Linked DNA regions of Mus musculus: all the other regions are linked to region 3. The links are chromatin loops, found by intact Hi-C in ENCODE. Cell type or tissue: left cerebral cortex. All regions are shown on one strand. Region 1 overlaps Sema5b (sema domain, seven thrombospondin repeats (type 1 and type 1-like), transmembrane domain (TM) and short cytoplasmic domain, (semaphorin) 5B). Region 2 overlaps Sema5b (sema domain, seven thrombospondin repeats (type 1 and type 1-like), transmembrane domain (TM) and short cytoplasmic domain, (semaphorin) 5B). Region 3 holds the start of Sema5b (sema domain, seven thrombospondin repeats (type 1 and type 1-like), transmembrane domain (TM) and short cytoplasmic domain, (semaphorin) 5B). Region 4 overlaps Hspbap1 (Hspb associated protein 1). Region 5 overlaps Pdia5 (protein disulfide isomerase associated 5). Region 6 overlaps Sec22a (SEC22 homolog A, vesicle trafficking protein). Region 7 overlaps Sema5b (sema domain, seven thrombospondin repeats (type 1 and type 1-like), transmembrane domain (TM) and short cytoplasmic domain, (semaphorin) 5B).

Region 1 (4,000 bases), 53 kb before region 3:
AGTGACACCAAAACCTTCCAAATCACGAAATGTCATCATCAGCTGTTGGAGATGGTAAACAAACAAACCCCCTCCCCACCCCCAAAACCAGTGTCAGCATCAGAGTACCCTGCATTTGTGAGGTCACACATTTAGGGGAAAATGAACAGAATCATGAGTAGGGGTCCAGAATGTCCCTGTGAAAGCCCTGGCTGCACCCACTAGATCCCCCAAACTCCACTTGGTCCCCCAAACTGACCAGCCAGATCTTGGGATGCTGAAAGCACATGACACCTGGTTCTCTCTGGACTGCATGGTCTGCTCTTCCTTAACATGATTGTTTTTCTCGGGAAAGAGTAAGGATCTTGATTCCATCCAGGAAGGACATATGAGGGAGATGCCCCAACTGTGAATCCTGCCGCTGAAGCTGTGGCTGAGGGTCTGGCTTTTGGCCTCCAAGTGCCTGCAAATCAGAGCAAGGGGGAAGGGAGAGGGCAGTTCCAGAAGCAGGCAAAAGGCAGCGTTAGCACAAATGAAAGCAAATGCTATTCTCACAGCAGGTAGCTAACTGACTTGGAGCTGGTGTGAGCTATATATAGGAGTAGGTCCAGGATACTGCAGAAGTATTAGGGGATGGCGGCCATAATGGGTGCTCAGGGATGCTGGGCTCGGTGGTCAGTGTCTGCAGTCCTACTAGATAGAGCCTGCCGGGTTGGTTTCCAGATCTGTCTCTGATGGGGACCAGGGCTACCCTACCACTTTAAACTTGTTACTTTTGCATTTACATCATGTGTGAGTGTTGAGGTCAGAGGACAACCTCGGGATGATCCTAGCCTCCTACCTTATTTGGGAGTAAATCTCTCTGTTGTTCACTGCTCTCTATACTAGGCTAGAGAGCCTCTGACTGGGTAGAGATTCATCCCCCGGCCTCTGCCTCCCATCTCACCCAGGGATTACAGATGCCTACAGGACACCCAGCTTTATATGGGTTCTGGGAATCTGAACTCAGGTCCTTATGTCTACCCACTGTGTCACCCCCCCAGAAGTCCCACACCATTTCCTTCTTAAGCCAATTTTTGACTCATGACACAAAGCCCATCTCAAGCTGAAGGATGCTTACTCTGGTGTGGTCCCTCAGGGCCAGTGGATGCTTTCCCTGATCTTCAGTGTGTGGTCTCTGTGCTAGGCAGAGGCAAATGCAGTCCACCTTCTCTGCATAGCTTCAAGGCCATCAGTGTCCTTCCCAGAAGCAGGGCAATGGCCCAAATTACTGTTATTGTTTTTAGTGTGGTAAAATATACAGAACACAAAACCGGCCAGTTTTGCTCTTCACCTGCCCAGTTCACATTAAGCAGAGTCACGAAGCTGGGTTCCCATCCCCATCCATCTCTGGACTCTTTCATCTTCTCTAGCTGCATCCCTATACCCGTTAAGCAGCAACTCCAATCTCCACTCCTGCCGGCGCCGAGAAGCAGCGTTCTATTTCTGTCTCTGATTGTGTCTCATCCGAGTACTGCATACCAGTGGAATCGTGCAGTTTGTGTCCTTTCGTGACTGGACTATTTCACTTATCGTAATGTCCTCAATATTAACCCACGTTGGAGCTGGGGGAGATGGCTCAGAGTTAAAGGCGCTTACTGCTTTTGCAGAGAACCCAGGTTTGGGTACCAGCACCATAATAGGGATACCTTGTGTTCATCTGTAACTCCAGTTTCAGGGAATCCTAGGCCCCCTTCTGGACTCTGTGGGTACTGCATGCACATGGTGCATATAACACACATGCAGGCAAAGCATTTATAAACATGAAAAAAAAATAAGATTGAAGCTGGAGATATGACCCAGTGGTTAAGAGCACACAGCACTCTACTAGTGGACCCAAGTTCAGTTCCCAGCACCCTCATGAAGATACTCACAACTGCCTGTAATTCCAGTTCCAGGAGATCCAACATCCTCCTCTGGCCTCTGTGAGTGACTACACACACATGTGGCAAACGCTCATTATATATATACACTCATAAAAATTTCAAATAAATAAATATCTTTAAAATGATTTGCCCACATTGTATGATGAGTCAGTCTTCCCTCATTATTATCCCCAAATTATTGCTATCACAATTATTATCATTGTATCTTTAAGGCAGGCTGACCTTGAATCCATAACCCTTATGCTGGGATTACAGGTTTGTGCCCCATCCCTAGCTGACCCTGAGTGTCAGATCCAAGCTGAGATATCTTTTCCAGAGGAAGTTAACCCCTTCTCAGTTAACCCCTAGACAGCACACTCCACAGACAGACTGTGTCTGGGGGCTCTAGAAGCATCTGGACCAAAAATGAGACAGGAAAAACTTAGGCATCACACAGCAGAGCTTGTTCTAAGCCATGGGAGGCTCACAGCCAGGGTGCAGTGAGCAGGGAAGGCTCCCAGGAGAGGAGCCAGTGGAAAGCACAGAATCCTGGCCAGAGCTAGGAGACACTGGAGAAGTCACACTGCAGAAGCAGGCAGGAGGCAGGCTTGGGTGGCTGCCAGGATCCAGTGTGACATAAACAGACAGAGGAACTCAAGCCACCAGCCTGGTTTTGGGCTCTGTCTCAGCCTCTGTGTGGCAGGTCACATCAGGAGCAGGCTGGAGTGACAGGTGTGGAGGCAGGGACCCTACCGGCAGGGGACTTGAGTGCACTTAGTTCAGGAGAGGCTGGGAGCCATGAGATGCCTTAGAACAGAGATCACAGCTTCTTCTAGCCATAGGTTTGGGGGTGCAGGTCGGGGCCTCCTGCCTCTCCCCAGGGCAGCACTTGGTTAGTCTCACACCTCTGTGTCTCCCCTAGCTCCCTCTCAGGGACTTCCTCCAGGGAGTACCCAGTCTCTAACAGCCTCCCTCCCGGCACAAAAACCAGGAAATGTGAATCTAAATAATTTATAAACATGTTAAATAAGCCCCAGCCCCTGGGGAGCTCACTGTTAATACTTCCCTCATTGAACATGAGCCTGAGCCAGACATCATTAGGAGGGAAAACCTCCTTCCCTCTCTTTTAAAAATCATGTCATTTAAACGGTTTGGGATTATTTGGTGCTTTGAATCATCCTTGCCTCTGCTGCCTCCCATTACGGGGGTAATTAAGAATTGACTATGGTTAGCAAAAACCATTCAACAGCCAACTTTTTATTTGTTTTTTTTTTCCCCAAATGCTCCAGGCTTCTCCCTCCCCTCCCCAGTCTTGCTTTTCTTGTCTCCTTGCAACCCAGATCCCCAGAACCCCCGCCCCCACCCCCAAGTCTCCTGCCCATAAACACACTTGGAGCCCCATGGAAACCACACACTGAATGGAAAGAAAGCGGGGAGACCATTCAGTTCCTTCGTATTCCACTGCCCCATTTCCTCCAGGCACCTTGCCTGGTGTCTCTTGGGACTGGGGCCAGACTGTGTTTGTTCGGCTGCCCTGGTCACCCGGGAATGGGGTGGGCTCAGATCCCGGGCCTGTCCACCAGCCGGTCATTCTCTCTTTAGAGAATCACTCTCTCTGAGCGGCTCAGGCAGGATTAAAGGCTTCAGGAGGAGCGAGAGCATGGAAAGAGGGGACCCAGACCCAGGCAGGCCAAGGCTGGCAAGGCAGACAGCTGCTGCAGGATGAAGCGACCCCGTGGGTCTCCATTCCCCACTCCATCCATCAGTTACAGCAATTACAGGCCCCTCAGCTGCAGAGCCGGGCTCATACCTAGAAGTCAGTGCCTGGCCCTGGGTGGCCTTTTAGGGACCTCTCTTTACCCCCTACCTCCACTAAAACCACACCTGAACCATCTCAAAGATAAGGTGGTTCTTCTTCTTCTTCTTCTTCTTCTTCTTCTTCTTCTTCTTCTTCTTCTTCTTCTTCTTCTTCTTCTTCCTCCTCCTCCTCCTCCTCCTCCTCCTCCTCCTCCTCTTCCTCCTCCTTCTTCTTCTTCTTCTTCTTCCTATTCCTCCTCCTCCTCCTCCTCCTCCTCCTCCTCCTCCTCCTCCTCCTCTTCTTCTTCTTCTTCTTCTTC
Region 2 (4,000 bases), 88 kb before region 3:
GAAATCCAGACAGAGGAGAAAGAAAAGCGCTAGGACAAAAACCAAGGGTGGGCTGTCAGAAAAGGTCCAGGATTCAGGACACAGGCTCCAGGAGCCGAAGGGAGCAATCCAGGAGAGAATGCTTTCTTCTCCGTGTGAGGGCAGAGCTAGGCTCAAAGATCCACGAGAAGCTGCATAAAGAAGACAGTTATGGAAGCAGGTTTGTATGGAGACCCCAAGTGGATCTGGTGAGGCAGTGTGACACAGGCAGGTGACAACCTCTCTGCCGCTGCTTCTCCACCTACGTACAGTATGGGAGTGATCCGAGCCTCCCTCCAGGGCTGACAATGAGTCCTGGACCATTTTCTGCATGCATGGCTTGCTACATATACTGAATTATCTGTTGTGTGATGTAACTTATTACACAGATGCCACATAAAATAATGCATGTGGCAGTCATGTTTTCTTGTCACATTTCAGAGCACAGTCTTGGGACACCACTCTCTAGGCATAAAAGGTATGTGTGTATGTATGTATGTATGTATGTATGTATGTATGTTTCTGGGTTTGCTTGTTTTTAGTACTTACTACCTTTTTTTTTTTTTTTTTTTTTTTTTTGGTTTTTTGAGACAGGGTTTCTCTGTATAGCCCTGGCTGTCCTGGAACTCACTCTGTAGACCAGGCTGGCCTTGAACTCAGAAATCCACCTGCCTCTGCCTCCCGAGTGCTGGGATTAAAGGCGTGCCACCACGCCCGGCAGTACTTACTACCTTTTAACTTTGTGTGTGTGTGTGTGTGTGTGTGTGAGAGAGAGAGAGAGAGAGAGAGAATGGGTATGTATGTATGTATGTATGTATGTATGAATGTATGAATGTATGTATGTATGTATGTACGTATGTATGTATATGTGAACACGTGAATACCCTGGCAAGCATGTAGCTCCTGGGGATTGAACCCAGTCAGTCAGGTTTGGCAGCAAGCTCCTTTACTCTCTGAGCCATCTCACTAGCCCTATTTGCTTGCTTTGCTTTTTCACTTGTTTTGGAGACAAGGCCTCATTATGTAGCCCAGGCTTGTCCTGAACTTAAGGCGATCCTTCTGCCTTAGCCTCCCTAATGCTAAGATTACAGATGTGAGTCAGTCTACTCAGCTGGTAAAGCCTTAGCCGGGAGAAAGGATGGCATGAGTAGCAGTTACCAGATTACACTGCTGCACTATAGCTTGCCACCGGCAGGACCTGGGAGAAGGGGACGTGAGATCTCCCTGTATTCTCTCAGCTGTGCGTGAGTGAGGAACCTTCTCAAAATACAAAGCAAAACAAGTGTTCGCTTTCCTGAGGAAGAAAGCCCACAGTCGGGGCTGCCTGAGTGTGTGCAGATTGCCTCTCAGAGAACACCAGGAGCACCTAGAGACAGCGGCTTGTGAGGGTGTGGCCTTTGCTCTCACTGAATACTCTTGTAACCGGCTAGTCACATGCAACGCTGCTGCTATAAAATGTTTACTTCATTCAGAATGGTTTTAAATGCTTTCTGCCCTAGCATCCCATCCTAGCATCCCTGGCCATAGAAGAGAAAACTGAGACTCCAAGTTGATCCAGCTCAGCTGCCTGCAGACCAGAGCTTTGTGGGTGTCTCACCTCCTTCTCATACAGCAAACAAAAGGGGGAGAGCCAAAGGGCAGGGATGGCCAGCTACACAGTGTCACCTGAAAGTGTCCTTCCCAGCTACACAAGCCGATCCAGATCCTCATGTGTTCAGTGCCCTAACACAGACCGCTGGGGTCAGGAGGCCCAAGTTCTAGTCCCAAGCTTGCATAGTCTTGCTGTGTGTGTTGGGTCTGACTGTTTTCAAGCTTGCGCACCAGTCACGGGAGGCCTTGTTGAAGCAAGGTGAGGCCTATTCTTAGAGTTTCTTACCCAAGAGGCTCAAGTATCATGTTTCAGCAAGTTCCCAGAAGCTGTGGGGGACGCTGACCCAGGTACCCCCTACCTCATCTCAGCTCCTTGCTTCCAAAGCTGGCAATGAATGATTCATGATAGTTATGCCTGAAAGACGAGGCCTCCCCAGAAAGGTTTAGCATTTGAGTCCTGGTCTGGACAGTGGGGACAAAGGTGGGCAGACTATAGAAAAAGAGGCTCTTTGTAAAGGAAACATATGGCCTAGGGCAGCGGGCAGCACCCTTGGTGCAGGCAGGCAGCTTGCCAGCAGGGGGCGCCTGGGTACCTCTAACTGGGCCGGTCCTGGCATCAGGGCCTAGAGGGCAGAAGATAGAAGCAGGTGTCTTTGCTCTTAATCCCCTAACAATATTTGATGAATGAATCTAGCTGAGATTGTGTGGTCTGGGAATCAATCCCACAAGTTCCCTACTTGGTGGACAGTCAGTACAGACAGGGCCTGGTATGGAGGACGGGGACTCGAGATCAGTGTGGATACTCATCCCAACAGTTTCCCTTCTGCCCCTCTCCAAGTGCCCCCATACTCTCCTCCCATGTTACCCCATTACCTGGCTCCCACGATGAGCTGATTCCTCGAGGGATCAAGAGCAAGCTGGGAGAAATCCCGGACTCCAGGGTAGGTGAAGTTAAAGACCCACGGCTTCAGATCTGGTGGAGACAGAGAGAGACACTTCTGTTACTGTTGGCGTTGGACCCACCATGCTTCCAGCTTCAGCGTATCACACCAGAGAAGATCACCCAGCTGAGGTGGAACATGGAGCTGAAGGCCCCAGGAGACCTGGGTTTCACCTGCCCACCTCTGTGAGCAGCCAGCCTTCTGACCTCAGGGATTAGAGTATTGTATTTCTGCCTCTGGGAGAGGACTCTGTCCCGAGCAAAGGAAAACTTATGATTACCCTGGATTCCTACAGAGACGCTAAGCAGCCACCTCAGTGCGCATCCATTTGTTCTCCCCCCAGGCTCCACTAGCTGCTTTCTCCCCAGACCTCACCCCGACCTAAGCCATTGTCCTTTTTTGCCTAGACTTGAGCTGACAGCCTCCCATGCTAACTAGCCTGTCTCCTATAGCTGTGGGTTTACTTCCCACAAGGCAACAGGAGTGATAGTTCTGGAACTCATGTGTAGCTACTCCAGTCTCAGGTTTAGATCCCTTCCCAGCAACCTCCAACAAACCTCAATCCTGTGACCTTTAGGTTCTGGTCCCACTGGCCTCTCCAGCTAATCACCTGGCATTCATTATTTATTCATTTAATGAGGAGTTGAAATTTGTTCAAACTCATCACCTCAGGCATACTTATCTAAAATGTTTCACACTTCTTGTGATGGTTTACATATACTCAGCCCTGGGAGTTCCACTATTAGATGGGTTGGGGTAGGGGTGGCCTGGTTGGAGTAGGTGTGTCACTGTGGGTGTGGGCTTTAATACCCTCATTCTAGCTGCCTGAAAGTCAGTATTCTGCTAGCAGCCTTCAGATGAAGATGTAAAACTCTCAGCTCCTGTACCTTGCTTTCCTGGATGCTGCCATGCTCCTGCCTTGATGATAATGGACTGAACCACTGACCCTGTAAGCCAGCCCCAATTAAATGTTATCCTTTACAAGACTTGCCTTGGTCATGGTATCTATTCACAGCAATAAAACCCTGACTAAGACACTTCCCCAATCCATTCCATAAGGCCCACAAATCTTTGTACCCTGAGATTTACCCCCACCACTACCTCTTCCAAGATTTCCCTGATACCACCCAGCAGGGTTAAAGAGACCCTACAGGCTTCTACGACCTGACATCATTATTCCACTATGGTGCGTGTTCAGCCTGGTGGTTTGCGCTGGGTCTAGGTAAGACCTTGCTGCCTGAATCCCCAGGCCCCACCTGTATAGCCGTGTTTGAATATGTGAATGACAGCCTCAACTCCTCTCCTAGGAGGATGATCAGGCTTTCTAATAAGATTCCATGGGGCGGTGGGAGTGGGGAGGGGAGGGGCGGGGCAGAGGTCGGGTGGTCTGTGTCTACCCCTATCTTTGAGAAAGCATTTTCTAGTCAAAGCCAAAGCCTTTTATGGTGACT
Region 3 (4,000 bases):
ACAAAGACAAATTACCATGAGAAAAATAAATCAGGAAATCGCCCCTTTAGTCCCAGGTTCCCGCCGCCGCACCCGCTTCACTGGCTGAGGCAGGAGCAAGGGGCCCCGGGCTGCTCCATCCAGGGCCTTAGAGGACACTGTGGGCTCCGAAGGGCCCAGTTAAGGCTGGAGTAGCCTAGGGGGTGGAGGGGTCTAGGAAGAATCAGGCGAGGGCCGGGTTGGTGGCGGCGGCATGGGGGACGTCCCTGCGCGGGAGATTTCACACTCTGGGCCGGCCACGCGTTCCCACGCGCCTCGCCGCCCGCACTCTTCCTCTGCCAGGTTTCCCCGCCCGCCCTCTGCTGAACCTCTGTCTCGGCCCAGTCTCCGTTCCTTTGCCCCCTCGCTCCCCCAGCCTTTCCCTGGTCAGTCCCCCTACTCCAGGCCCGCGATCTGGGTCTCCGCCGCGGCTGCAGCCTAGACGCGCTGATCGCAGCCCAGTGGAGCCAGAAGCCAGAGCGAGCGGGTGTCAGGAACGCAGCAGCTCCGGTGGCGCCCCAGCCGAGGTAGCCCCAGACAGCCCCGGGACCCGCGCTCCAGCCCCCTGAAGCCTCCCCAACGTGCCTCCAACTTACCAGCGCCCCCGGACTCCCACCCCTCTACCTATCCTAGTTGCTGAAGTTTGCAACTCACAGCCCCAGCTGGCGAGGGAAAAAGCTCCGGAAGCTCCCGGACTCACCTCCCGGCAGCACGCGCAGGTGCCGGGCTCCCCGCGGCCCTGGGCTCAGGGCGGTGCGGACCACAGCGACGAACCCGAGGGCTGGTGGCCGGTCTGGGAATGGGGCGGCCGAACAGCAAGGCTCCGGACTACGGGTTCAGCGCTCCGCCGCAGTCTCCGACTCCTGTCGGGCCCGGCTGCGCTCCGGCTGCTCCAACAGCCGCTGGATGCGCGGCCGACCGGCGGGGCTCGGCGGAGCTGGGCTCCAGCACCAACCCCCGCGCTCCAACTAGCTCCAGACCCCGCGCGCCGGAGCGAGCCGGGAGGAGGAGAGTGAGGGAGCAGGCGGTGGGGTGGGGGGGAGGCGTGGGGGAGGAGTTGGAAGCCAGAGGAGAGAAGGAGGGGAGCGGGGGAGAAAAGGAGGAGGGGGATGGAGAGGACCTGCGACTGCTGGCGCTTCACCCGCCAGCCCGGAGGAGAGCGGGAGAGCGCGAGGGGGCGCCCTGCATCCCGATTTCGCCCCCTAGCAGAACTCCGGCCCCTAGCTTGCGAGCTATGGGGATGGGTGGACAGAAGCTGCCTCTGTCCTAGGTCTCTAGCCTTTGCCATCTTTTGCTAGGTTTTACCTTACCGTTCTCTGCCATCCCCATCTCAAACCGACCCCAACTTGGAGCCTGAGAAAGCTCTCCCCCCAACACACACCCTGGGGTCCCCAATACCCCAGCCCCTTTAGCTGTGTAGAAACATTTTTCTGCCTGTGGATTTGAAATATGAATGAGAAAAGGACCGCGTACTAAACCCGGGAGATTGTAATCAACTCCAGCAACAGCGAGATGCTAAGCTGCTGGGCTGGACCGAAAAGCCAGAGCTGACCGGTTGCTAGTTAACCTCACAAGCTACAAGATCTTGGGTGAATCTCTCTAAGTCTCAGTTTCCTCGGCTGTAAATTGACGTTAGTGATGTGCACCCTACCGAACCTCGTATGAAGAACCAGCAGGGGATCCAGGGAGTGAAATGGCTTCAGGAACACTGGGAGGGTATCCAAAGAATGTTCAATCCTAGAGGAACGGAGTAATGTCCGCAGCAGAGGGACCCTTAGCGCAGCCACACCAAGCTAGGTGGGATTGTTTCCAAGTTAAGTGATCTAGTGTCGACAGAGAAAGTCGAGGAGCGCAAGCTTCAAATCCTAGATGCTAGGGCTACAAGCACGGATGGAAAGGGAGCCCTCTGCTGAACAGAAGAGGTACTTTAATTATAAAATAAGGTGAGCTAAGGAAGTGAAAAAGTGGGAAAGACAAAGGACCTGAACAATCAAAACAAGAGAAGTGTGCTTCTAAGAGAAAACCAGAGAAAACCGCCAAATAATGCTTTAGGGGAATAAAAACGCTAAGAGTCTCTCTGGAATGCTTTGGAGAATTAGAACCGATTCCAGGTGAAGCACTTCGTGTTACAAAATGAAACCTCGGAAAAATGCAGAAGGATGGAGATAGTGATGGAGGCGGTAGGAGTCCCAGGATGCAGGCAGTAGGAATCCCGGGATGCTTCCCTCCAGTACCTCCAGGGTAGTGGAACAGAAAGGGTGTGCTCTAAGGAAGCCCTTTATGAGGTGCTGTGAAAAGGGAAACAGTACCAGACCTCAGAGAGATAGTCTTTCTAGGGCAACAGAAAAATGCTGAAGCTCGTAATGTGCTGCATAAAGAAGAACTCACAAAGATAAAACCTATTCTGGACCCAAAGAGAGATGCAAAGATGGGGATGGGGAGAAAGCGTCGTCTGAGCACAGACACATCTAAGCCGGGGGTCAGCTCTGAAGAAGCAGTATGCGCTACACAGACCAAGAGATCTGGAGAGTAGAAGCCAGTTTCTAGAATCTCTGGACCTCTTCCATGCTATACACACTGGCCCAACCCTCCCCCACACTCCCAATCCCTAGAGGATTGTTTTTACCATGGCAAAGATACAAAGATGTGGAATATAAAACATCTTTTTTAAAGATTTCTTTTCATTCTATATGTTGGCTTGTGTGTCTGTGTGAGTGTATGCCATGTGTGTTCTGGTGCCCGTGGAGACAAGAAGAAGACATTGGATCCCCTGGATCTGCAGTTGTGAGTCCCCTGGTGTGGATGCCGGGAATCATACTGAGGTCCTCTGCAAGAACAGCAAGAGAACTGCTGAGCCATCTCTCCAAGCCCTAGAAGCACCGTTTGATTAAACCAAAACCATAATGTTCCATAAGCTGCACGAAGTGAGGGGAGGCTGTTTGGCTGGCTGGGAAAATAGGCAAATGCCTTCTGGATGATTCTGCGGGCCACCACTGTCTCTTGGAAAGCCTCCGTCCTTCACACCGTCTTCCCACCGCCTTTCCCACACCCCTTCCTGGCTTCCCCTCTCCTTATGAATGAGCCGGGGAGGGAGGTTGGCGCAGGAAGAGAAAAGGCGACACCCTTGTCTGGGGGAAACAGAAAAGGTGATCATCATCTTTAGGAGGAGCCAAGAAGGAGACACTCAGAGACACAGGCTGAGGAGCAAGCCTGCTCGCAACCCTGAGCTAATTAATCCTAATTGCATCCTACTGTGTTGTATTGATTACCAGTGATTACTCAAGGACTCTCAATACCAGAGAGCTCCAGAGGCTGGACACTAAGAAAGGGGACAGTTTCTTCCTGAGCCTGGCTCACCACCTGCTCCAGGCATACCCTGGTGCTTGGCCAACTTAGCCGGGAGAGAATCTTAGAATTATTGTACTTGGGACAAAATCCGAAGCGCTGGTTCCAGCAGCAGCAGCAGCTCCTGCCACTTTCTTAGACCTTTGCAATAACCTCTGCAATAATTACTCCTAGGAAGAGCCATCCTCCACCTATCTGAACACTGTTAATTAAGCTGAATGTAAATACAGTAATTAATACCAAATTATCGCAAACAAACAAGCCAAAGAGCAGTGAACGTAGCGGGTGACCAGAGTTCTTAGCATTCACCCTTGATGTAGAAATTCCCGAATTATCTAGAGCTGAGGTTCCAAGAGATTAAGAAGTATACATTTTCAGGTTCAAGGGTGGCAAAGCTGAGAGGACAAGGCTGTTCCCTTTCTCCCTTCCGAGTGACTCCCTCTGAAAACCGGTATAGTATAGCTTTTCCCAAGAGAGGCAGTGTGTGTGTGTGTGTGTGTGTGTGTGTGTGTGTGTGTGTGTGTGTGCAAATGCCTGTGCCTAGCCTCAGCACAAGCACAAATCTTGTCTAACAGCAAAAGGCAAACAACAGCCAGTTGTATACTGATAGGAGAAAGAAAATTGAAAACAAAAAAAG
Region 4 (4,000 bases), 280 kb before region 3:
TGTGTGTGTGTGTGTTTATGTGTACAGGTTATGTTGGATGCCTTTACTCGTTGTCTAATTTAAGCTTCACAACCATGTCCCTGAGCTGGATCCAGTTACAATCACTGTTTTGCAAGTGAACTTACAAACTGAGCTCTCCTGGAGTGAACCATCTGCTGGAGAGGGCACGGCAGGTGTGAGTTTTGCAGAGGACTCCATTGCACGTTTGCTCCAGCTGCAGCTTCAAGCAGACTTGCTAACTGTGAGGCTGCTGGTCTCCCAGCAGGCTCCCCACTGAGCCCCAAAGGCTTGGTGTCCCCTCTTCCCTAAGCCTGTAAGTACAGCTTCCTGTTTCAGTAATTCTCAGGACCCACATACTCCAAAGCCCTTCACATAACCAAGGGAAACACCTCAACCCAGGGGAGGGTGCCACTGCCACGGACAGCACAGACTTGTCAGGCTGTGGACTGCGGAGGGCAGAGAGGCAAGCAGAGCCCTAAGGAGGAACAGGTTCAATCAGAAGCTCTGGTTAAAGACAGTGCACACAAAACTGAGACTCCGGGTTAGAGAGACAGGTCGAGCCCGACAGCTACTGTATTGTCAAATAGCTCAGGGAGCCAGGATGAAGGTGTTACTGGGAAAAGGGTCCTGGTAGAAATGAATGATAAAAATATAGTGCTGACTGTCTGCACTTTGAGACAATGCATAGGTCAAGATTAGAAATAAGGATCCTGAACCAAGGAACAGATATTTTTATCTGGGATAGTGTGCGACAGAACCAGCAATATAGATGCTTATAGATGGCAGATCCTGCTAGGCCTAACACAATGCTCCTGACACCACTCGAGGAAGACATCAATGTCAGGGCCACTCTGTGTCCTTTCGAGGAGTGACTGGGCACAGGAGTACATGTGCCATAGGAAGCCAAGGGAGGAGGACCAAGTGCCTGAGACCCTAAGTAGAGACACCCCATCTCCAACACAACCCAACCCAACCACGGCAAGCAGAACAAGAGGATGGCACATCTCTAACCTGCATGTTTATCCAGAGAGGACAGACTCACAGAACAAACTCATGCTGTGTGTGAACCAGTGTCACAGAGATCTGGTGAGCCAATGGTCTAGACAGGCTTTGCTTATCTTAGGCATGCGTTCTTTAAAGGACGAAGACAACAACAGCAACAACAACAACAGCAACAACAACAACAAAAGTACCAGCTCAATCCAGGAGTTTATACTGACGGTGACAGGATCAAGAGACTCCACGTAATGCCACCAGTGTCTGGGAACAAACAGAACCTGCAAACCAAAGAAAAGATAGTTACCACAAGAACCGGACATTTCTCTTTCTAGCTGAGACTGCTAAGGGGAAAGAGAGCCAGGGATAAAGCCAAGGGAACAGAGGGAAGGAGGGAAGAAGAACACCCCCCCCCCCCAAGCTTCTCTCCGCCCCCAGCTGCTGTGGTCACGAGCTTACAGCTTTTCACTCCTCTTAACCGGGTGACGTCTGCTCACATCTAACTTTTAGTAAAAGCTTTGAAATTCTTCTTTCCATCGAACAGTAGCTGTGCTCGTTCTGATGGAAGGAAGCATGCAGCCACTTCCCCTTATTTACTGGAAAACCTCCCCGATAAAGGACAGGGTGCAGGGAAAGACTAGAGCAGTCAGAGCCTCAGGCACTGTAGGTAGGAATGGAAAATAGCCACTGTGGAGAACAATATAGTGATCTCACAGAAGACCAACCACACTCTCTGAACCACCCATGCTACTCCTAAACACACGAGAACCTTATAGCAAGTGCACACAGCAGCAACACACATTCCTAACGGCTCTCGAAATCAGCTCAGGAGTAGATCATTATGGTACACCTACATAATCAAGAACTGTCCAGCCTTGAAAACATGTTCTGCATCACAAGTCAGACACAAAAAGCTCCACACTGTTTGGCTGCAGTACATGTAATGCCCAGAACAGGAAAATCTACAGTGATACAGAGTAAGGTAGTAGCTGTTAGGGGCTGGAGGAAGAGGCATGCATGAAGGGAAGTGCCTGGTAGAAGATTGATGCAATGTGGCCCGGTGGATCTGTGTACGTGTGTGGAGAGAACAGGATGAGAGCCAGCAAGGAGGGGGCAAGGAAGGGCAGACAGGATAAAGCTGATGGAGGGAATACAAACTTTTCAAATGCCAAGAAACTGATACAGCAAGCCCCAGTGTTGTAACAGAAAATCTCTCCACGGGGTGGATATGCAGAACACAGTCTCTTTAGAAGGGACTCAGATGTCAGTCATTCTTGCTGAAAATCACCCTCAGTGCACATGCTTCTGAGCACAGGATGCAATGCAGCCTGTGTGCATCCGTCTGGTGGAACAGGTGTTAACTGTGAATATGTTCTAGTACCCACGCCCTGACATGTCTCTTAACCCGAGTAGTAACAATGGCTCCACCTGCTCTGAATTTCCTCGGCAGCCATTCCCTCCCGTGACCAGCAGGAGGAGCTGCGCTCCCTTTCTCCATCTCTCAGGCCAGCAGATGGAGAAGTCCTCCAGTAGCAGGGCCTTGGGAGCCGCTCCTGCCATCTGTACAAGGGAAGCCCAGGCACCAACCGGGCTGTGGTGCCCACTGACAGTTCCTCCCTGTTTAAAGCCCCATTACCTGTCCTGGGCTCAACGTGACCATATGTCTTCGAGCTTTCTGGAACTGGGGGAAACACTTCAAATCAGGGTTGACAACATTGATTTTACTGAACACACTAGACTCTTCGTAAGGAATTCTGGTTGGATAAAGGAAAGGCGTATCTTCAGGAGGAAAGAGATGCCATCTTTTCCTAATGAAAAACAAAACAAAACAAACAAACAAACAAAGCAAGATACAAGTTAGCTCTCAACTTGAGATAAACATGTAAGAAGGTAGCAGCTGAAGGCTCGGTTTTACTAATTTAAATTGACTCCATACAGGAGCGCAGCCTCTCTCTCAAAGCTGACCCCCTGCAGTTGTCTGATGGAAGGTAGGTCTACTGGTGGGTGTCTCACGCTCTCCTGAGGCAGCCCCGCTCCTGGCTGGGATAGGATCTCATTAGTAAGGTGTTTGTTTTTGGACCTTACAGCAAAGCTTGCTTATCACTGACCCTGAAGCTAACCGGAATACTCTTTATCCTATTTCATCTTGTATGTACGTATGTGTGTGGTGTGTCTGTAATGTGTGTTTCTACACATCATGCAGATGCATGTGCACGTGTTGAGGCGAGAGGCCGCCGCTGCCACGTCTGTCTTTCTCATCATTCACTGTCTTAATTCCTCTTTTCCCCCTGGGGTTTGGAGACATGGTCTGATTATATAACTTTATTGGCTGTCCTGGAACTTGCTATGGAGACCAGACTGGCCTCAAACTCATAAAGTTCCTCCCGCCTCTACCTCCAAGTGCTGAGATTAGTGGCCCCTCACCACAATGGTGAGTCACCTTACTTTTTGAGACAAGATCTCTCTCTGAACATAGTGCTCTGACTGGATAGACTGTCAGGATGAGCTCCTGGGACCCTCATGTCTCCTCTGTCCTCTGTCCCTGAGTTACAGAAGGGCACTACGCCTGCCTTTTCCACATGTTGCTGCGCACTGACCGTAAGTCATCATGTTCGTGCCGCAGTCATCTTACCACTGAGCCAGCGCCTCAGCAGGGCTGTGCTCTAATTCTATCCTGAACAAGCCCCCCTCAGCTCTCCACAGCAAACGGCGTCTAGACTGCTCCCTGTCTGGAAGTTAGACATGTTGAATTGATCTATTAAAGATGAGAAACAAATAACTAATGCTACATAACCTAAGGATAATATAACGGAGGATCTTTTAAAAGGAGAAAACTGTTCTTTCCTTTATTTAGGAATGGGGGCAATAAGTCTTATTTCACAAAACTGTAAAGTTCTATATTTTACAGTACTGGAAGGACGAGTGCTGAGGCAAACAGGGAGGAGAGTGAGGACAGCTGATGGGACCAGAGGAAAAGAACGAAGCCCCAGATTTGAGGACAAGC
Region 5 (4,000 bases), 70 kb after region 3:
TTACTGCCGCATGTCAAATGTCTGTACCCTTGAACTTGTGAAGCAGGGTATAGTGTAAAGTCCTCCTTCTTGGCCATTACTTCTGTTGCTAGGAAGTGGCTCCTTTTCTTTGTGGCCAGTTAGGCCAGAAGCCCTTGAGTGGAGTCATGGATAATTTGAAGCCCTGCCTCTACTGTGTAGCTACAACATGTCCTTGGTCATCTAACCTCTGGTGCCCTTCCATCTTCTGTAGGACACAAGTACCCACCTGCTGGGTTACCCTCGCGGTAATCTCGTCACCACGCGCGCATGATACCTGGCAGGGTTCTAAATGTGCTGTGTGACCTCTACAGCAGGTCGCTATGCAGATGGCTAAACACGCCAGGTTTTCTGGTGCAGAATGTGCGTACGTGTGCATGCCTTCCTGCCTGGACCTGTGGCTCTGCCTGATTGCAGGCGAGGTCTCCGGGAGGAAGAGGAGGTCCCCGGTTGTTGTTGTCCTTGCTCGCTAATCATACTCAGAGGCAATTAGCACTTGTTATGTGCTATGTCTGCCAAGTATTGCATTAGGTTCATGTCTTCCTCCTCCCTCATTTAATAATGAGCCAAGCCACCAGGTGAGCATGGATATTATCCTCTGCCCTTCTGGGTTGAGAGATGGCACTCAGCAGTCTAGTAACAAGCCTGAGGTCTTGTAAATGATGGCAACTGGATTCATGCCATGTCTTGTTTGACCCCAGAGTCGCTGCTCTTTTCAGGGTGTCTAAAAGATGCCATGGGGCTGAGGATGGAGGGGAGGCCCAGAAACAGATGAACTGTGTGGTGGGAGAGAGGCAGCCATGTAGATAGGCGAGCTATTCAGAGACATCCTTCCCTTTACCCATTTGTGCTAGGATGAGGGTTTCACAGGACCCTGAAGGAAGCCTTTCGTTCACTGAAGGGGAGAGGGGGTGGTGGAAGGGGACTGGTGATTGGGGCAGGGTGGTTCTCTGATGATGATGTGGGGTGATCTTTTATGGTACCACCAGCAGAATCGGCGTTGAGGGGAGGGTCTCCTCTGTAGGAGAAAAGGGGACCTTTGTTCTCCATCAGTTTCAACCAGGGAAGTATTTTACTGGTCTCCGCGCAATAGGGGCTGAGCGGCAGTACATGCAGATGGTCAGAGGAGAGTGAGGTGTGAACAAAGGTCATCTTTCCTCCCCTCTCACTCCTGAGTTCTTGACTGCCAGTGCAAAGGCTTGCCAAGCCCAGGAACTAGACTGGTGCTGGCTTTGGGAGCACTCCAATACCGCCTTTTCCTCCCTGGAGCACAGCAGGTTTGCCGATAATCTGGGCACCATTAACGCTGCTATTGTGGCTCTAACTATATCGTTGTCAGGCAGGCTTGTGGGTTGTGACTTGAGAAGTGGCATCTGCTGGTCTCTGGGCAAGGTGATCCGGGCTCACTGTAGCTTGTGTCAAGGGAGGGAAGGAGCCTTGCTGGAAAGGGTTAACAGAGGAAGCAGAGGAGAAAATAGACTGTTCAGTGGCTGGGGGAAAGGGGGCCTTAAGGGGTAGGAGAAGGGCTTTCCTCCGGGCTGCCTCTGTGGGTGCTTGTGAGGGCGAGTGAGGTCTTGGGGCCCTTTCTTAGAAGTCTTAGCTTATGCCACATCTCCCTGTGTTCCCTGTGGTCTGGCCATTCTGGTTGGGTTTCCTCTCTCTGTTAGGCCTCCTGGCAGACCCTGAGTCTTATGTGCCCACAGGCACCTGCAGGCTCTCCTCAGTGGGGACCCTCTAACCAACTCTACCTTCTTGATGCTTCTTTTATTGCCCAGCTCTTGGACTGGCTATAATGCCTCAGTGTCCTGGCTTCCAGTCTTTCCTTTCCCCCAACATGCTTTCCCATAGACTGTGGCAGCCACCAGGCTTTTCCAACCTTTCCCCACTCTACTCACCCTGCCTTCCTGTCTCACCACTGGGTAAGGTCTCACTCCTGTTCCTAAAACCATCCTTTTTCCTGGGCTGGGCCCTTCTCCCTTGTCCCCTCTCTGGCTCCAGTTGCCTCACGGCTTATCGTCTAGCCTGGAGGACGTGTGGTGCTCATGGGTGCTTTTTCACATGTCTGTTGGCCACGGTCCCAGAAATCTTAGCCCACTGCCATCTTCTTCAGTCCAGGAAAAAAGCTGCCTCTGCCGTTGGTCCGTCTCCCGTGTTTGGCTGCAGTTCCATCTTTGGAGCTGTTTTGGACTTTCTTTCCTTCCGCCTTCACTTCCTGTGAATGGTCATTGGAGATGGCTGGATGGACCCTTTTCTCTTATGTGCTCAGTCAGCTGGCTGGTCCCTCTATCCCTGCCACCGATTCTGGAGTTCTGGGAAGATGAGTGTGATGTTCATCCTGCCACTCCCCTGATGACCACTGTCAAGTTCTAGGCTGTCAGAGGACCAACTCCCGGCCTTCCTCAGTGTCCATTCTCGATGCTTATTATGCTGCAGTCTCCCTGGATTTCATGCTTCTTTCCGGACCTCTTAGAGCCACCAAGGGCTCACTTGGTGACATGTTCTCTGAGGGATGGCATCTGTAGGCCCGGTGTGATTTCTTGTGTTTATTAATCACTCCTGAGGACACTCAGGGTATCTTGTCTCCCCCACCCCTTCCAGAGCTCTTAATCTTAAATAGGGATAAGGACCCAGTAAGGCTGCAGACCCTTCACAGAGATGTCTATGCGAGCCTGCTGTTAGGAAGGACCAGTGCCAGCCCTAGCTTCTCCTTGTGTGGTGGATTTCAGGCAAAGTCAATTTGCTGAGGGTATTTTCAGAGAAGCTTAGCTTTTCTACTGTGTCAGTAAACACTGGGCCTGAAGCTTTAGTGGCTGGCTGGAAGGTGGCAGGTTCATCTCAGGTGGCCCTTGGTTGTTGGATGACCTAAGGGACTGTTGGGATTTATATAAAGGAAGCCAGGGTCGGTGGGAGATGGGGATTTCTATGGTTTCAACTATTGGTGCTGTGTCAGTGAGGCCATAGCACTTTTGCTGCCTGACAGGTGCCTGCCAGACCCAGGGAGGTTGATGTGGAGGGGGTCCCTAGCCAGGGCAGTTATGTTTCCTGACGGTATTGTCTGAGGGAGGAAGGCAAATCAGCAAGTCTCCACGTTTCTCTCCCACATTGTCCAGTTGTTTTCTCAGTCACTGCTCTGTGTGTGTGTGTGTGTGTGTGTGTGTGTGCACTGAGCCATGGACCTTTTATGGTTCAGCTCACAAGCCCGCTTGCAGCAGTGGGATGTCATGTGGTAGTCAACACTGAAGGGAAGTTCTCCTGAGCTTTGAAGATGGTCTGCACAAAGCGGTGGCTCCTCAGGCATGGTGAGCGGCGCTGGCAAGGGAAGGAGCCTGCTGACTCCCCCTGGGGAGAAGGAACTCTGATTCTAGTGGCAGATTTTATTGAAGCTTGTTAGAGTCTGGTCTTGTCTCTCTCTTCCCCCATTGATCTGGTGGTGGACATTGGATGTTATGTTATCCGATATTCTTAGAGTGCTTTGTGGCTTTTTGTAAAGCACCTTTAAGGAGTTGTCCCATGTGTCCTAGCAATGTCCCCAGGGAGCTATCACCATCCCCATGGCACAAGTGAGTCACTGGGCCTCTGAAAGGTTCAGTGCTGTTGCCAAGCACCTTAGCTTTTGAGAGGTGAAGCATAGACATAGGTCAAGACATTGGGTGGCAAAGAGGAGATGGCTTGACTGGTGTGGGGCACATCAGAAATTTAGATTACTTGTTTGCATGGTTCTGGAAGAAATTCAGACTCCTCTCACGGTGGAAGAGGACAGTACATGGTCTCCAGTTGCTTTTGTGCCTGTCTCTTCTCCATCACCTCTGACCTTGTAGCAGCTGGTTGCTTTGTAGCCTGCTGCAAACACATTGGCGTTCTGTTGCTGAGAAGAGACACCATGACTACCACAGTTCTTCTACAGGACAGAATAAAGCGTTTAACTGGGGCTGGCTTACTGTTCAGGGGTTTAATCCATTATCCTCATGGCAGGACGGATGGT
Region 6 (4,000 bases), 220 kb after region 3:
TTATTGAAAATTATAACTTTAATCTAGTGGATGATATATTGTATATTTCCTGATTGTGAATAGTATAGTAGATAGGTACTAATTTAAAGTTTATAGTTTTATAACCTTGATTTGTAAATACTCTGAATAATAAGAATTATTATCTTCTAGTATGTTACTTTATGTTTGTGGCATGTTTAACTCTGCAGACCTACAGGAGTCAGCATTCCTGTGTATTGCCATTGTTGTTAAAGATCCCAGATAAGTGTGCTGGTGGAATGGCTCTGCTGGTAAAGGCTCTTGCTACAGGTCTAATTGCTGAGTTGGATTCCAGGACCCCTAGGATGGAAGGAGAGAACTGACTCTTGCAAGTTTTCCTCTGACCTCCATCTGTTTGCTGTGACATGTGTATGTGCATGCTTATATGTGCAACCATACGCAGACACAAAGTGTGAAGAAAATGAAAAAATAAGACTCAGCATAAGTTTGCTTATTCTAGATTAGTAACTGTTACTAAGAGTGATAGAATTTATTAAAATATGTGGCACCAAAGTTTTTCTTTGTTGTATGTGTGTATGTATTTCTCTCTTTCTTTCTTTCTTTCTTTCTTTCTTTCTTTCTGTCTGTCTGTCTGTCTGTCTGTCTGTCTGTCTATATCTATATCTATCTCTCTATATATATATTTATTTTTAAGTTGGTAAATCTGATTTCATGTTCAGAGTAATGTGTAAATTGGATTATTTGCACTTGCTTCCTAGCTTTGTTCTGAGTTTAGAGATGTTAATAAGGTTGTTGTGAGTTGACACCTCAGGAGTGTATAAGCTTTTATCACACTGTTTATAGTGCAGGGGTTCTTCTAACGATCAGTTTTGAAATGATGATAATTAGATCAAGGCGAAAGCAGAGCTACTTTTCATATGGAGTATTAGAAAATGAATCCTGTGACAATAACAGAAATGCTGCCCTGGAAGTCAGGAGACCTGTGATCTCTTTGCCAGTAACTAGCTCGTTGCAGATAGGATGCTGTGGGTCTCATATTGAAGTGTGCAGGATGGAGGCTTAGACTCCACATGCCCAAGGACTAGAGAGCACTAATGCCCTAGGGTCCTCAGACTCGAGAGTTGTTTGCAGTACTTACTACAAAGCAGAAATGAGTTAAGAAATAAAAAATACAGCTTGTGAATAAAGATTTAAGCACAGACTGCCTCTGGAAACATGCTTTGAGGTATTGTAAAATCAATTAAGAAAGATTTCAAATGGCAGTGTACTCTCAGAAAAAAAAAAAAAAAACCTGTTACATTATAGGACCAGTAATTAGGTCCTGTGATATGTTGAAAGGCTATATATTCTTTCACATATTCTGTGGTTGATGTATTTACCATGTTAGAAAGTGTTTATGACTCAACCAAAATACTAAAGAGCAGCATGCAAAAGTATAGGTTCATTTCTTTGGGGATGGAGAGTGGAGAGGTAGAGAGAAAAAGCCAGAAACACTCGGAAAGGTTAACAATCATTGTTCCTTTATATAAGAACAACATGGACTTCTTTGTATAGTGTGCGTGCGTGTGTGTGTGTGTGTGTGTGTGTGTGTGTGTGTGTGTGTGTGTGTGTACGCGTATTTGTGTTTTGAGACAGGCTTTCTCTATATAGAGCTGGCTGTCCTGGAACTCACTGTGTAGACCAGGCTGGCCTTCAACTCAGAGATCTGCCTGCCTCTGTCTCCCAAGTGCTGAGATTAAAGGCGTGCGCCACCACTGACTAGCTTGAACATAAACTTTTATAATTGGGAAAAAGGACTTAAAAAAATAAGCAGTTTAATTCAAGCCTTTGAATTAAAAACGTAGAAACTGTTGAACTGCCTGCTTCTGGGGCAGAACTGGCCTGAGCATCCTAGGGGGATTAATAGTTTCTGTTCCAAGATCTCACTAGCATAAGCCACTCTGCCTTGTGGCCTGTTCTGTACTCAATCAACTGCACTAAAGCAATTTGCTTTTCTTTCTATTGTATACCGATCCTTCCACCCACATGGGCAGAGAGAGGCACATTTGGTGGCACAGTCTTGTAATGCCAGCACTTAGGAAGCTGAGCAAGGGGATTGAGCATTTGAGGCCAGCCTGGGCTACATCATGAGATCCTGTAGGAAAAAGAAAATTATTTTTCCTAAAATAAGAGGTCTAGTGTAATGTCCCTGCATGGAAGAAAAACACTCCTCCTTCCTTGGTTTTGTGTACTGTTCGTCCACACAGTGAAGGAAGTTGAATGCCGGTACTTGCTAGGAACAAAGGACAAGTGTATGGTTCTCTATTCTCACAGGCTCTGGCTATTCTTCCTTACTGTTTTCTAGCTCAGTGACATTATAACCAGGCCTGATCTTTCTTTTGGGGATTTAGCACACTCTAGTGGACAGTAGCTTTTCAGTCACCACAGTTTTATTTATCATGCCAAGTTACTTTATTAGGCAATTCATTTATGTGCTTCCGGGGAGTAGAGCTTGTCAGATTGTATTTAAGTGGTGAGCCTCACGAGCAGGGGGAGCTTGCTCACTGCCAGGGTGGAGTGCATTTTCATGTGGCTTTACTGGAAGAAGAGGTTTTCTGTATTGTGAGGAAGCTAGCTTTTCCTCGGTGCTTCTCATCATCCCTGGGGTGACAGGCTGCTGATAGGTGAAGTTAAGACACAGAGAATGCAGGCAGTTTTCTTCAATGTCCCATTCCTCTGCCTTTTAAATTTAAATGTATCTGTATGCATGGGTGTTTTGTCTGCATGTATGTCTCTGTACCACTTGTGTGCCTGCCTGGAGAACATGAAGGTCAGGAAGGAAGCACTGGATCCCTCGCACCTGGACACATTGTCAGTCCCCATGTGGGTGCTAGGAATTGCACCTCTGTCCTCTGGAGAGGGAGTCAGTACTTTTAGCTGCTGAATCAGATCTCCAGTTACTCCTCGCTCCCTGCCTTACCATGTGTTCTATATTTCTATTTTTTATACACCACTTTGTAAAATGTTTGAGTGTGTATAAACATAAACATATCCTATCCTGGTAGATTGTTTTTGGCTTTTTTTTTTTAAGTAAGTACTGCCAATCAAAAGGTAATCTTGATTTGTTTTTTACAGAGTGATGGTGAGGATCTTAATTACATTATTGCATTTTTCCTTGGGACAGCAGCCTGCCTTTACCAGGTAGGTTTCCTCCCATTTGTAACAAACACTTCCCCATTGCTATTTGTTTCAGATGTCGGGTCTCATAATTGCCTGTGTGTTTAAAATACATAAAAATGGTGTCTGAGTTATTTGCCTCTCCTATAATTTGGTCTTCTGTTATCTTTGTAACCTACACGTCAATCTTGAGTTGTAGGCAGATGTTCACAGTGGACTTAGTCCTAACCCTTTCTCTGTGGTGGGTTATCAGGGGTGCCACGTCATGTGCCTGCGGCAGAAAGGCTACTTCTCAGTTGTCTAGTGAGAACGAGAGGATTTGTGCTCTGGAGGAAGCCATTAATAAGGAGTGACACAGCAAAGTAATATTTTAGGATTTTTAAGTAGGCATGACTTTTCAGTAGAGGCGAATAGGATGGATTGTAAACAGAAGGACTGGCAGTTAGGAAACCAGTTGGGAGATGATTCTAGCAATTCAGATGGAAAATAAAGGGAGCGTGAAGTTTGGCAATAGCAGCAAGGCCGTGAAAGAAATACTGCCACTGAGAAGGAAGGCCAGTGAATGTGTAGACGACTCGGGGTGGGGGTGGGGGCAGGTTCTGTGCCTGGCCAGTAGGGAGATCAGTCTCAGGAGAGATGGGAAGAATGGCCATGGCAGTGAGGAATACTCAGGAATAACTTTGTTAGACCATAAGGAGCAAACAGGGTCCACTGACCCAACCTTTATAAGTGGCGTGTTCCTTTGGCGTCTATGGGAAAAAGAAAGAAAAGGTAGGACTATTTAAAGCTCAGTGTGGACCTAAGACTACCCAAAATTTAGTAGGACGCCGGGGGAAAATACTTTGATAGGTATTTGAGCTCTACA
Region 7 (4,000 bases), 64 kb before region 3:
GTCAGAAAGGCGTGAATGTTTTAATCTCTCCCAGGGCCTGTTTTTTTGTTTGTTTGTTTGTTTTGTTTTGCTTTGCTTTTGTTTTTTTTTTTTTTAAAGAGATTTAGTTGCCCCAGGGGATGATGAACCTGTGCCAGAAAAGGGATGGTGGTCCTATCCCCAGCTGTGGGGTGTGATGAGAGGTCCCGCCCTGACTGCTGTGCCTCTGAAAGTGGAAGGAGAGAGGCTGTCTGTTGTAATGACGCCTGCCCCAACCCCTGACACCGCTGGACAAGTCCAAAAGGGCAGGACCTCTGCTCAGTTCTGCTCTTCCTACTGTAACAAGCCTTGTGTGGGCACGGTCTGAGGTCATTCTGTCCTTCCTTCAAGACAAGCAAGACAGCGCTTCCTTCTATCCAAGGTAGCTGGACTGAGGAAGGGAAGGATCTCTTCACTGGTGACACACTTCGGTGACCGCGGTGGTGTGTGGTGCCCACCACACTCAGGGTAGCCCTGTATGTTTCTCTGCTACTGGAATCAGCATTTATGAAGGACCCTGTGTGTCTAAGTGGGTCTTCTAGGGAACCTGTTCTCTCTCTCTCTCTCTCTCTCTCTCTCTCTCTCTCTTACTAGGGACAGCCCTAGGGCCTTACATATGCTAAGTAACTGCTCTGACTCACCCTAAACTCTGGGGTTTTTTTCCTTTCTATTTCATGACAGGGTCTCAAAAAGTTACACAGCCTGACCTTGAAATTGCAACCCTCCTGCCTCTCAGTCTACCAAGTAGCTGGGATTACCGATTCCCAGGGCAACCACTCTTTTGATCACCCCATGACCTTCTGGTCATTAATTAGTGCTTATATTTAATTCCATTTTTCCTCACCAGTGAGCCTGGATTCGTCAAATCCCAGACACTAGGACTTCTGACAAAAACATAGTTTGGACTCCCCAGTAACTATAATTACATCTTGTTTTTTTTGTATCCTTTGTTCTGTGGAAGATGGTGTGGTAACTGTTTTACTAAGTGATTCCCTTTTATTCTCTTTATATGGCAATATAATGGATTTTTTTTTAGCTGGGTGTGGTGGTGAACACCTTTGATCCCAGCAACTGGGAGGCAGAGGCAGGTAGACTCCTGAGTTCGAGGATAGTCTGGTTTACAGAGTGAGGACAGCCAGGGCTACACAGAGAAACCCTGTTTCAAAAAAAAAAGTGTTTTGTTTTGTTTTTTTTCTTTTTTGGTTGGTTGCTAGTTGTTATTTGGTTTTGTGTGTGTGTGTGTGTGTGTGTGTGTGTGTGTGTGTGTGTGTGTGTGTGTATGGTTTGGAAGCTGAAGAAACTGAGGCTCAGGGGTCATACAGGCAGTGAGGAAGCAAGGATTTGTTGGACATGTGTGTGTGTGTGTGTGTGTGTGTGTGTGTGTGTGTGTGTGTGTGTGTGGTTTGGAAGCTGAAGAAACTGAGGCTCAGGGGTCATACAGGCAGTGAGGAAGCAAGGGTTTGTTGGGCTTGCAGGTCTAGGCTCTTACCTAAGCTGCTTCCCATGTCAGCAGGATTTCCTTCGGGAGTGAAGGCAAGGAAGCCCAGGGCTCTTTCTAGCCAGGGGAATGGAGAAGACCTGCTTCTCAGGCATATTCCTCCCCTGGGATCCCAGGCTGGGTCCAGCTAAGCTCCATCCCTCCTGTCCAAGAGTCCTGGCCTCATGTCCTATCTGGCTGGTATCTGGACCCACTTTCTTCACCTGGTCAGAACTCCTGCTGCTGGCAGGGCCTTTGGTCAGGTTAGCCTATTCTAGCTTCTTCAACAAGACCACAGTCAGCTCTCATCCTGTCTGGCCCCCAGTCTTCACAGCCTCCAGGTCCTTCAGAGTCCCCGTTGAGAAGCTCACTACTGTGAGCTCTGCACTCATCAGCCCCCTCCATTCCCCCACCATTGCCAGCACAGGGAAAGTTACTGCTCATTAGTTGTGCCAGCGGCGGGGGTGGCCAACCGAGATCAGCGAGGCGGATAATCCAAGGTATCGGGAATGTAAAAAAATCATCTCTGTTTGGCTACGGAGGGTATTTTTGGACTTACAGTTGAATGTGGGTGTGTGTGATTGGCTGGGATTTCACAACACTTCAAGCAAAATACTGAAGGGAAACTGCAGGACCTGATTGTCGCCTTCGGGATTGGAAGCTACCTGCCCTGTTCCTATTCCCCGTGGATCTGTGTCTGGACAAGAGCAGTTCCTTGCCTGGGGTTGGATCACCTTGGGTTTCTGACCTGGAGCCCAGGCTGCTGACGCAGATGCCTAAGATGACAAGAGGACCAGTGAGCAAAGCCAGCTGGAGGGACACAGAGCAGGGACAGGGTGTTAACTGTGTGCTTCTTCAGGAGACGCGGCAGCCCCTGGGACAGCTGCTCCTCGGCTCCAGCTGACGACAGAAACCAACAAAACACATCTGTGGAGGATTTGGCCCATTGTCAACTGCTCTGCAGTCTCCAGCCTGCTGGTTCCTGCCTGCTGTGGACATCGGAATCTACAGGAGTGCTTGCCGATGCATCCATGGGTCCCTTCCCCATTTTCTCACCGGGCCGGTCTGGAATAGGAGCTAAACTGTACATTCCTAATAAGCTCCCAAGTGATGCTTGTCAGGATGGGCTGGGGCCATGCTGGCTTTAGGATAAGGGAATATCACCATATCTTATTTAACTAGCACAGCACTGTCCCAAGGTGGCATCATTGGCCCACACTTAACTATGGAGGATCCAAGGACCAGAGACACTCATGACCTGTCCAACCAAGGTTGCACAGCAAAGAACTTAGCAGTTGTGGAGCTAAGACTGGAACCACTGTAAGTATTAACTCTCTCTAGTGGCTTTGATTTTCTAGGCTATCAGATTCAACAGAGAAGCAACACCCACTCCCTGGCGCTGAGCAGAATGGCTTTCTATTTAGGGGACTTTCATCAGTGGCCACTGTCATAGGAAGGGTAAATGGCCAGGAGGGAATAAGGGAGAGTTCTTCGCCTCCTTCAAAAGAGAAGGCTCAGCCAAACTGTGGTTCCTAGGTGCTATCCTTTGGCCTATGATTCCCAGAAAACAGGCTGCCTAGCCTTGAGGGAGCCTAGCCCCACAAAACCCTATGCCTGATCACAACCCCTGAGTCCCAGGGCCCACACCAGAGCAGGAGAGAGAACAGTCTGGTGGGGGTCTCTGTGGGGAGGGGCTGCCTGGATGGCTGCTAACCGAGCACACGATGTGTCACATGCCCTGAGATAGCCGTTGAAAGATATCTGTTGAATACGAGAAGGAGGGGAACAAAGAGCGAGGAATCTTTGCTCTCAGCCAAAGGGACTCTAGAAAAACATGCCCACTCTAAAGCAGTCGGCCCGGCGAAGGAGCATGGGCAGGTGATATTCTGTTCAAGGAAACTGATCAGAAACGTTCAGCAAATCCATCACGGATGGACTGAGAAGCCAAGATATTAATAGGTCTGCTGGCAAGACTTCTGTCTTATTCATCTTGGGATTCCCAGCCCTGTGTCTGTTGAATGAATGAACGTGTCTCTCACTCTGAATGCCCACTGGGGAAGGTGTCACGTGCTGCTTGTGTGGGCGGTGCTGCGCCTCTACAGAGGAAGCTATCCAAGGACTTTCAGGAAGGAAGATGGGGTGTGGGAAGAACAGTACGACTGTGAGTGGGGAGCCCTGAAGCGTGAGGTCAGCCACCCCAAACTAATCAAAAGACAGTGCTCCAATGGGAACGATATAAGCCATGGTGCTTTTCCATGCATTTTAATTTTTTTCCAATTATGTATATGTATGGCATACACACCCATAGCTATATGCAAATGCCCCTGGGGGCTGGATGGGGGTGTTAGATACCCTGGAGCTGGAGTTACAGGCAGGTGTGAGCTGCCCAACTGGGTGCTGGGAAGTGAACTAGGCTCTCTGAAAGAGCAGTGAGTGTTCTTTACCACTGAGCCGTGTCTCTGGCCTCTCTTTGCAACAGCACCATGTAGTCGGAATGAAGACCTC

The links. Peaks named below come from ENCODE experiments on the same cell type or tissue, not always from the same donor. Only the 100,000 strongest peaks of a DNase experiment are listed, where the experiment ranks them.
Region 1: a loop joins it to region 3, with 2.2 times the contacts of the local background. A loop is called at or near these places in 7 of 42 quality-filtered maps.
Region 2: a loop joins it to region 3, with 10 times the contacts of the local background. A loop is called at or near these places in 25 of 42 quality-filtered maps.
Region 4: a loop joins it to region 3, with 3 times the contacts of the local background. A loop is called at or near these places in 13 of 42 quality-filtered maps.
Region 5: it touches region 3 in a loop (4-fold over the local background); 5 of 42 quality-filtered maps call a loop at or near these places.
Region 6: a loop joins it to region 3, with 2.5 times the contacts of the local background. A loop is called at or near these places in 12 of 42 quality-filtered maps.
Region 7: a loop joins it to region 3, with 2.6 times the contacts of the local background. A loop is called at or near these places in 6 of 42 quality-filtered maps.

The regions. Positions count from the first base shown.
Region 1 is chr16:35,591,383-35,595,382 of GRCm38, reverse strand. The region is part of intron 1 of Sema5b (sema domain, seven thrombospondin repeats (type 1 and type 1-like), transmembrane domain (TM) and short cytoplasmic domain, (semaphorin) 5B); the gene reads right to left. Among named protein-coding and RNA genes, the nearest start is that of Sema5b, 52 kb to the right of the region's middle. In left cerebral cortex, a CTCF peak has its summit at 1,720 (motif pointing left); DNase peaks (open chromatin) are centred at 1,546, 2,476 and 3,370.
Region 2 is chr16:35,626,591-35,630,590 of GRCm38, reverse strand. Sema5b (sema domain, seven thrombospondin repeats (type 1 and type 1-like), transmembrane domain (TM) and short cytoplasmic domain, (semaphorin) 5B) reads right to left here. Exons shown (of 22, transcript NM_013661.2): 3 at 2,482-2,581. Among named protein-coding and RNA genes, the nearest start is that of Sema5b, 87 kb to the right of the region's middle. In left cerebral cortex, a CTCF peak has its summit at 2,185 (motif pointing right); a DNase peak (open chromatin) is centred at 2,193.
Region 3 is chr16:35,538,321-35,542,320 of GRCm38, reverse strand. It overlaps Sema5b (sema domain, seven thrombospondin repeats (type 1 and type 1-like), transmembrane domain (TM) and short cytoplasmic domain, (semaphorin) 5B), which reads right to left and starts at 959. Exons shown (of 22, transcript NM_013661.2): 1 at 719-959. In left cerebral cortex, CTCF peaks have their summits at 1,207, 1,726 and 1,930 (motif pointing left); DNase peaks (open chromatin) are centred at 980, 1,151, 1,890, 2,884 and 2 more places; H3K4me3 peaks cover 2,305 bases.
Region 4 is chr16:35,815,956-35,819,955 of GRCm38, reverse strand. It overlaps Hspbap1 (Hspb associated protein 1), which reads right to left. Exons shown (of 8, transcript NM_175111.3): 5 at 2,633-2,804; 6 at 1,194-1,277. Among named protein-coding and RNA genes, the nearest start is that of Hspbap1, 48 kb to the right of the region's middle. In left cerebral cortex, a CTCF peak has its summit at 2,465 (motif pointing right); DNase peaks (open chromatin) are centred at 1,450 and 2,470.
Region 5 is chr16:35,468,402-35,472,401 of GRCm38, reverse strand. All of the region lies in intron 1 of Pdia5 (protein disulfide isomerase associated 5), which reads left to right. Among named protein-coding and RNA genes, the nearest start is that of Pdia5, 20 kb to the left of the region's middle. In left cerebral cortex, no CTCF peak of the experiment used is centred here; a DNase peak (open chromatin) is centred at 2,114.
Region 6 is chr16:35,317,963-35,321,962 of GRCm38, reverse strand. Sec22a (SEC22 homolog A, vesicle trafficking protein) reads left to right here. Exons shown (of 7, transcript NM_133704.4): 6 at 3,094-3,159. Among named protein-coding and RNA genes, the nearest start is that of Sec22a, 44 kb to the left of the region's middle. In left cerebral cortex, a CTCF peak has its summit at 2,373; a DNase peak (open chromatin) is centred at 2,365.
Region 7 is chr16:35,602,295-35,606,294 of GRCm38, reverse strand. All of the region lies in intron 1 of Sema5b (sema domain, seven thrombospondin repeats (type 1 and type 1-like), transmembrane domain (TM) and short cytoplasmic domain, (semaphorin) 5B), which reads right to left. Among named protein-coding and RNA genes, the nearest start is that of Sema5b, 63 kb to the right of the region's middle. In left cerebral cortex, no CTCF peak of the experiment used is centred here; DNase peaks (open chromatin) are centred at 2,009, 2,355 and 3,555; H3K4me3 peaks cover 345 bases.